2 separate regions of the Homo sapiens genome follow, and region 2 is linked to region 1. Evidence: read pairs that join two places in POLR2A ChIA-PET (ENCODE). Cell type or tissue: HCT116. All regions are shown on one strand. Each heading gives the region's core, and the rest is flanking DNA. Links, peaks and the distances in the headings are about the cores only.

Region 1 (4,527 bases), core at 233-4,232:
ACCATGGCAAGTTCAACCCACTGAGAAGAGCAGAAGAGCCCGCGACACAGAAGAGACCCACTGGGGAAACTCCCTTCCACCTCATCCCCGGCAGCATCTTCTCAGACTTCTCATCCTCCTGCGACAAAGGTGATGCAGAATGAGATTCCCAGACTTTCTAACTATCTATGTGTTTCACAGAAACCAGCTTGTCTCCTTTTTCCTCATATCCACCCAACCAGCTCAACGTTCTCATTCCTTTTATCCTCTGTGGTCGTGAGAACATTCCAGAGGTGCGGAATGTTTCATGAGCTTGTTTATTTAAGAGGAGGTCCCTTTTATTTTTGCAGAGGAAATGGAGAAGCACCCTCCCTGAGTCATGTTACAAGGGGACTACTCACAACTCAGCTGATACCATCCTCGGGGGACCATTTTCCACGTCTCTAACACATTCGAACAAAACGCAGTAAAACGAAACACATACTTTTTTCAAGTTGCAATCGCAACAGCCGCAGGAAAGGGGAGCAGTGTTTACAGACTGATTCTATCATAATCCACAAGAAGCAGCTCTAACAAAAAGTTACCACCAACAACAGCCATTGTGGTTTATTAAGTTCTACAAACCCAGGGCTCTGCAAGATGCTCTTCTGGGTTCCCTTTGCAATGCTGAGTGATTGTTAGCTAGCCCTCATTTCCAACCAATAGATGTTTGGGGCAAACCAAAGGAGCTCTGGCATAATGCGATAAAGTAGGTACTAAAACCCTCCAGCTGGTGCAGTTCACAATGTCAATTATGTCAGCAGACTAAACAGATAGGAAGATCTCCATTATACTTGAGAATGAGGAGACCACAATCTTGTTCTGATCAGCCTGTGTTACGAGAGGGCTCCTTCGTAATAATTCTTACATGGTATTATAGGATTGCTTGATAGCAGGCATCAGAAAAAAAAGGAACAATTATAAATAGCAAACTCAAAGAGTTACATTAAAAAAATTAAAATGTGGCTTTTACATTGGCTAGAAAGACCATTATTCCAGCTCATTTGGCTGGAGTCCCAAAGACTGTCTGTGTCCTGCTCTCCGAGTAGAGACACAGCCTGGCGGAGTGAATCCCCACGGCAGATTCTGGGCACACAGAAGGATCAAGCTCCATGCCACTTTTTCTTGCTTTGAAAAGTTTCAAAGAGGAAGGGGCTGGACAGGCCTTAGAAAACAGGGAAAGGTTGTACAAGTATCTGTGCAGGGGTGATGCTCAGATTCCAGCGGAGTACCTGGAGTGGGACCCTGGAGAGGCCTGCCTGATTCCAGCCTAGGGACCCACGACCAGGGCTTGATGTTGGCATTGTGTAGCAGGCGGGAGGGGACGAATTTTAAGGAGCTGGTGTATCCAGACACCAAGAGCAGGAAGACAAAGTTCCTACAAGCCTGGGAGCAGACCGGGTAAGCACAGCAGAACATGGCAGCTTCATGCTTTTAATCATTTAGAAAGAAAAAAAAAACAAACCTAAGGGACGCAGAAGTCCCTGTGTCAGGTGTAGGCAGTGGGGAGGGAGAAAAAAACAGTTTGACAGGCTCTCTGCATATCAATACAGAACATTCTACAAGTAGTTGATAGAATAGAAACATGGTGAGAATTCAAAGCTAGAGGGGGTGTGTGTGTGTGTGTGTGTGTGTGTGTGTGTGTGTGTGTGTGTGTGTTTGTGTGTGTTAGATGTTCAAGGCCTTCAGGTGGAAGAAAGAGCTGAATCCAACAAGCTGGTATGAGAGAAGGCCAAACAGAAAAAAACAGACTGCCCGGGTTCCTGGGTGCAAACTGCCTACTGCTCAACGCCTCTCTGGCAGCACCTGTGAGATGGGTGCCACCTGTCCTGACCCATAACAGGTGCCACAAGGACTAAGTCAGCTTATACATAGGAGGAGCACCAACAAAGCACTTGGGACCAACTGTGAGTACTTAATGAGATGCCTAGGGAGCTGACATATAGATGGTGACCCACACTGGAGTAACTGCATTTTGGCCTGTCTGCGTTGATAGTTATTGAGAAATTTAAAATATATAACTGCAAATGTATCTGGAACACCATGCATAGACAAGGTAATGCAAACTTCTGTTATAAAAAATTGGCTGAAAATTTCCTATTACACATGAAGGGGGTGGGAAGGTTGGTGAACCATCCTTCAGCACCTGTCTGGATGGGACAGAGGGTCTGCAAGCAGACAATGGTTTTGCCCAAGTCAGGTTTATACAGCCATGGAAACACACAGAGGAAACGCTGCTAGCTCTTCAATCCCATTCTAGTTTCTGATGCAACATCCCTGGAGAATCCTGGGTGCAGGGGGTGGAGTCAGCCCCAGAGGCATTCCTGCTAGTAACCTTGGAAAGCTGAGTCACGAGCGTGTTCCAGAAGCAAGTACTCAGTAACCTCAATCAAGCACCTTTACAGTGGAAGTCAAGAGTAAATTTTACAACTCCCCATACAATCTGGTGAACCTATACTGTGGAATAGTCTACAAATCAATGGGGCCTGGGCTCTTCAGTAAGTCCAATGTCTCTGAAAGTCAAAAAAGCCCAGGGGATAATTTTAGACTAAGGAGACTAGAGAGATGTAACAACTAAACACAATGCGTGACCCTTATCTATTGCACAGGCAAAGAGACGTGGAGGAAATGCGAATATGCAGCCTATACTAGACAATACTGTCCCTGAGGTTAGATTCCTGGGGTTCATTCCGGTACTGGGAGCAGTACGAAATTGGATAAAAGGTGCCATGCCATAGGTAGTCCAGAGTAAAGTGCTGCCCCTGAATTTTTTCAGATGGTTCTGGAAGAAAATCCATCATCTACTCACACAGTGTCTATTTATATGTATATCTCTATCTTTATCTCCCCTCAAAAGAATCTGGAAAACTGAATGGAATATTGGTGTTCACTGTACCATCCTACCAACCTCTCTGTAGGTTTTTATAATTTGTGAATGTTTACTTTAAAAAAACCCTTTAACGCCAAACTCCTTATACTGAACCCCAGGAATGTCAGTGCTTTTGTGTTCTTGCAGCGCAGAGTTCTGTGAGGCCATGGAGTCACTCAGCAGAATGTCTATGATGTCCCCACCCCGTGTGGCATGAGCCACATCTACTTATAGGACAGACAATTCCATATGGGCAGCTGCAGGGGAAGCCCTGTGGGTTGCATATTCCTGTCCACAAACTGGTGGGTCAGCTACTAAACTTCAGCGTGTGCGTGAAGGGTGCAGAGGGGGCTGCGGAGCCATCTTCGCTTCCCTCCGAGAGCCACCCTGTAGGGCAGTACCAGCAATCACCCTGAGCAAAGAGCAGCCCTGTAGCACTGACCCCATCTGGCAGGTGCACTCACCCCTAAACCCGAACCCACACGCTGGTTTCTTACCACCCGCTAGCTGGAAGAGCGCAGTGCTTAATCAACACTTCAGAGTTTTGTCCCCAGGTTTCCATTAGATTTTAATTATGTTTATTTTTCCTTTCATGAACAGAACACTTCCAGACATTTCCAAAGATACCAGGGACATGAACACACCACGAGGGGCAATGCTGGGCTCTTCAGGAATCTCATAGTATCAGGGAATTCAGCATTGTAAATATCTTAATCCAAAACAGGTAAAGTCCTGAGATTTCAGGAAGTGAAAAAAGATGGTCCTAATCAACACCATCTTTTATATGCAAAATAACCTTAGGTACATGGAAGACATAGACCTCAGGGCCCACCAGCCCTGAAACTGTCCTCCTAGTCCCCAACCCCGCCCCAGAAGCCAGGCCTTGTCCTAAGCCAAGGCCAGGCCCACGGCCAAGGACACCCAGCAGAGGGTGCCAATGGTATGCAGTGTTGGAATCGGAGGAGGGACTCTGGCTTGGGGAGTGGCACAGCCAACTCAAGGGAGCAGCCAGCGAAGATTTGAGTGAGGGACTACGTATGTTTGGTAAAAACCGCCAAACACGCTCTTACCTTCACAAATTCTGTCCAATCGCTGTCTCTTGACTTTGTGCTTATCCACAAGGGCCATTCTTTATGGAACTTTGCAACTCTCAGATCAAAAGGCAAAGCAGTCCTCTAAGAACTTAGGGGAACTTGCAGGAGTCTGCGTGCATGACGCCACTATGAACCCTGAAACAAGGAGAAAAGAATCCTTACTCTCTGGAGACCCTCTGGGCACAGGACAACAGCTCACTGGGGACTTAACTGCTACTTTCTATAAGGGAACCTGCCATGCGGACACATGGGACTTGCTCTTTTCCCAAAGCACTGGGAATGGAGGCTGCACCAAGTGCATCTCAGCCGCCTCCTGCTTCTTATCTCATAATAGAAAGCAAGTGAATGCACACAAGACAATCGTCAGTTATTTCTGGAAGCAGCAAATTCCAACAGATCTCTTGCTTTTAACTTTAGGGCTATAAATTCCAATTTACTGACCAATTTGAAGTGTAATAAATTATATTCCAGTGGCAGAGACCAAGTGACAGCCAGTTGGACCTGCCCCAAACGCACTCACACTGAGATGCAGACGCACACCGTGGC
Region 2 (4,264 bases), core at 265-4,264, 54 kb after region 1:
TTCTCACCACTGTGTAAACCCACCTGCCTTCAAGAACTGCACCAAATTCGGAGACCTAGTTGGGAGATGAATGCCCCAGAGCTCTCTGTCCTCCCAAAGAGAGTTTCATTATCAGTTCTTCCAAGCCAAAGATCAAGATGAGATAAATACCAAACAGAACCATTTCACTTTCTTCATGCATCACGTGTGTCTTTTACTCTAGCTGGGATTCACAAATTCGGTTGCGAAGATATAAAATCAGTATCAGAGACACAAAAGCCATGTTCTAATTTCTTTAATAGGGTAAGAATAACATCTCTCACAAGTATATTTGTCACTTATGCCTCAAAACAAGCTGCGACCTACATAGTATTTCAGAGCCGTATGACATGCTGCAAACATTTTTTTACTTTAAAAGACGTGCTCTCGACAATAAATTTTAGGCGAGAATAAAAGTTGCTTTTTTCATAAGTGTAAAGGAAAACAAACATTACCAATGGGATTTTGTTTTTCAACATCTGGAGATTCTAAAGTACCAGAGGTTGACACAAAAACTTTAAATCAAAGTAATGAAAATGCCTGACAGAATCAGTGAAATTATTTTGTGAAAGAGCCGACCAAACTGGATGACAGTTGAACTTCCGAAGTCACGGTGTGGCTCAGGGGGAGCACAGGTGTCTAGGGGAGGGGTCAACCTGGAGCTATTAAAGGACCCTTTTGTCAACCTAGAGCCTCCAAGAACAGTTTCTGGCCACTGTTTGGGCTGTTTCTCTTTCTGAGTCTACACATTTGCAAAGTGTGCAGATCAGGCAGGCACAGCTCAAAGTGGCTGAACACACCCAGAAGGACCAGCCAGAGAATGTAAGATGTGCAGGCGAGAGCAGCTGGGGAGAAAAGGATGCTTCCAGGAGGCGGAAGCTGGGCAGCTTCCAGGACTGAACTACACATGCATTTCCTGCAGAGTCCTAGCTCAATCCTTGACACACAGCAGGGACTTAATAAATGTCTGCTCCATAGCATACACTACTAGTATTTGCCATCCAGCTGACCAAGGGAATGGCCTAATGGGTGGGACCATGTCACAGGAGGGTTCTCATCTTGGCCTCTGTTGGCTCAGTTTCATATGCCCCTCCCCTGGAAGTCTGCACACTGATGTTGTCCTTGGGAACACTTCCGACTAGGCTGCACCCTTCGTGTTTGCTCCACTGGTGGGAACCTGGGGGCCAAGGGGCCCCAGCAGTCAGCACCAATGCAATAGTCCTTGAAGATCACGGCCAAAGCTATACTTGCTCTGGACAGGTAACTCCCCCTTTCATGGGCAGGGGTGGTAAAAGGAGCAAGCAGAAGCAAAAAGGAATTTTCCTCTAAAAACAGAATTGCTGAAAGGCACTTAATAGAGGGATAGGGGCCAGACACGGTGGCTCACACCTATAATCCCAGTACTTTAATAGGAAGAGGCTGCGGTGAGCCGAGATCATGCCACTGTACTACAGTCTGGGCGACAGAGAGTCCCTGGCTCAAAAAAAAAAAAAAAAAGGTTGGGGGGATGGGATTTGGCTGAAACATGAAACAGTGAAATGCAAAGAATGTATCATAACTGAATATGTATCATAAACTGAATTACAGACTTAAGATATTTTATGTTTATAAATGATTTCATAGAAAAAATATGGAATAATAATGGTTATTTAAAAAAAAAAAAAAAAGCTGAGGAGGGCCAGCGTGGTGGCTCACACCTGTAATCCCAGCACTTTGGGAGGCCAAGGTGGAAGGATCACTTGAGGCCAGGAGTTTGACACCAGCTTGGGCAACATAGTGAGACCCGACCTCTACCAAAAGTTTAAAGATTAGCTGGGCATGGTGGCATATGCCTGCAGTCTCAGCTATTTGGGAGGCTGAGGTGGGAGGACTGCTTGAGCCCAGGACGTCGAGGCTGTAGTAAGCTGTGCTGGCACTCACCCTGGACGACAGAGCAAGATCTTGTCTCAAAAAAAAAAATAAATAAATAACAAAACAAAACAAAACAAAACTGGGGAGATGGGGGAAAATAACCAACCACACTGACAGCAAGTTGGCAAAGTGCTTACGTCTCCAAGCACTGGTCCATGTAATTTGCAGGTACTAAGTCATTTATCCTTTACAAGCTTATAAAACAGGTACTATTATTACTTATATTTAAGGAGGAAATTGGCGCAAAGAAAAGATCAGCCATTTTCCCAATGCCACACAGCTACCAAAGGCAGAGGCAGGAATTGAGCCCAGGCAGCTGGATGCTAGCATACATGGTTCTGCCAAAAGAGACAATTGAAAAAACAAAGGATATGACTTAACACAAACCAAAACCATAGTAAGTACAGATTCCACTTAGGTAAAATCCTGGGTGTGCACACATGCCCAAAGGCAGTAAGAGGGAAAGAAAAGTATTGGAGAGGCCTACTGGTCTGCAGAGGTATCTATGCACAATCTGCCATATCGAATGGGAATGCAGGAGTAACAGGACTCCTTTCGGTAAGCCAACACAGACACCCTCCGTATGCTCAGATGCACTTGTACGTCCTGGTAAAGGCAAGGAGAAAGACAGTATCTGAGGACTGGGGAGGGAAGGTAATCAGCTCTGTCTTCGTAAATCTTGCATTGCACTGTTCCCCTCTTCAACAAATGCATGATTCCTTTGGAAGCATCAGGGTGACCAGCTATTTTATTCCCTATTTAAAAAGTAACATAGGCCAGGTGCAGTGGCTCACACCTGTAATCCCAGCACTTTGGGAGGCCAAGGCAGGAGGATCACATGAGCCCGGGAGTTTGAGACCAGTCTGGGCAACACAGGGAGACCCCATCTCTACAAACAAACAAAAAATTAGCTGGGCATCGTGATGCATGCCTGTGGTCCCAGCTATGTGGGGAGCTGAGGCAGGACTGCTTGAGCCCGGAGGTCAAGACTGCTGTGAGCTGTGACTGTGCCACTGCACTACAGCCTGGGTGACAGAGTGAGACCCTGTCTTGGAAAAAAACAAAAAAACCCAAACATATATTCATTACAGAACATTTGGGGAGGAGGAGTGGGTATGGAAAAAAAAATCACCCAAAATTCTACCAACTAAAGATAATCACTATGAACTGCTCCTCATCAGCTTTCCCCCATGATTATTTTTATGGTTCTATTCATAAATGTTCAACATTTGATATTGAAGCTTTTCATTTTAAGACAAGCATTCTACTTATTTCAAACTGTGAAGGCATCATTTGAAAAAGAATTAGCTGTTTTCCCACTGTTGGATGCTTGAGTCATCTGTCTTTTTGCTGTCAAGTAACACCATAACTAAAATCTTGGTGCATTAGAGCTTTCTTGGCATTGGGTGGGGAAGGGAGATTACTAGGTCAAAGAGCATGGTTTCCTTGTCTGAAGATTCTTTTTTTTTTTTTTTTTTTTTTTGAGATGAAGTTTCCCTTTGTTGCCCAGGCTGGAGTACAGTGGCATGATCTCTATGATCTCTGCTCACTGCAACCTCTGCCTTCTGGGGTCAAGAGATTCTCCTGCCTCAGCCTCCCTAGTAGCTGGGACTGCAGTCACGTGCCATCACACCCAGCTCATTTTTGTATTTTTAGTAGAGATGGGTTTCACCACGTTGGTCTCGAACTCCTGACCTCAAGTGATCCATCCTGCCTCCACCTCCCAAAGTGCTGGGATTACAGGCATGAGCCACCACTCCCAGCATTCCTTGTCTGAAGATTCTAATGGATTACTTCATAGTCACAATCTATGACAGTAACTTATCTAACCTTCTTCCCACCCGCCACCAGCAAGTATGTGGGGACAGATCTGGACAGACACACACACGGGCATGGCGGCCTCATCCTACAGGGTTAGTTCCATAGTAGCAAGTCAGGCCCCGGGGGCAGTGGAGTAGAACAGAGTGGTGCCATCGGGAGGTGGTGACGTCACCAGGCAGCAGGTGTCCTGTCTCTGGATAAGCCCATGTTGGGCCACACTGTTTCTTCCAGAACGTACCCAATGTGGGCACTGGCTTACGTTTAGGAGCAACGACTTCTACAACATGCCCAGTTACCACATGAGAGCGACACCCAGTGAGATGTTCACACAAAGCATGGCACACACAGCGCCAGGAAAACAGCCCGCCTTCTAGAGTGGGGGGGGGCAGCACGTGCTTCCTGAGTTTAACGGTGGCCCATGGCCCATCTCAGGACCCAACACCAGCCCCAACCGTTACGTGGTGCTTGAATGGCACTCAGAACGCGCACTCAGTGCCCAGCGACTCCAGACCCC

The links. ChIA-PET counts read pairs that join two places held together with the same protein. Peaks named below come from ENCODE experiments on the same cell type or tissue, not always from the same donor. Only the 100,000 strongest peaks of a DNase experiment are listed, where the experiment ranks them.
Region 2: POLR2A ChIA-PET joins it to region 1 with 7 read pairs; 2 of 35 experiments call an interaction of 5 or more read pairs at or near these places.

The regions. Positions count from the first base shown.
Region 1 is chr10:125,035,040-125,039,566 of GRCh38, forward strand. CTBP2 (C-terminal binding protein 2) reads right to left here. Exons shown (of 11, transcript NM_001329.4): 3 at 3,958-4,116. The coding sequence starts at 4,015. Among named protein-coding and RNA genes, the nearest start is that of MIR4296, 4.4 kb to the left of the region's middle. In HCT116, for the core only: a CTCF peak has its summit at 3,791 (motif pointing right); DNase peaks (open chromatin) are centred at 292, 2,332 and 3,822; H3K4me3 peaks cover 1,848 bases; H3K27ac peaks cover 3,336 bases.
Region 2 is chr10:125,088,788-125,093,051 of GRCh38, forward strand. The region is part of intron 2 of CTBP2 (C-terminal binding protein 2); the gene reads right to left. Among named protein-coding and RNA genes, the nearest start is that of MIR4296, 58 kb to the left of the region's middle. In HCT116, for the core only: no CTCF peak of the experiment used is centred there; no DNase peak of the experiment used is centred there.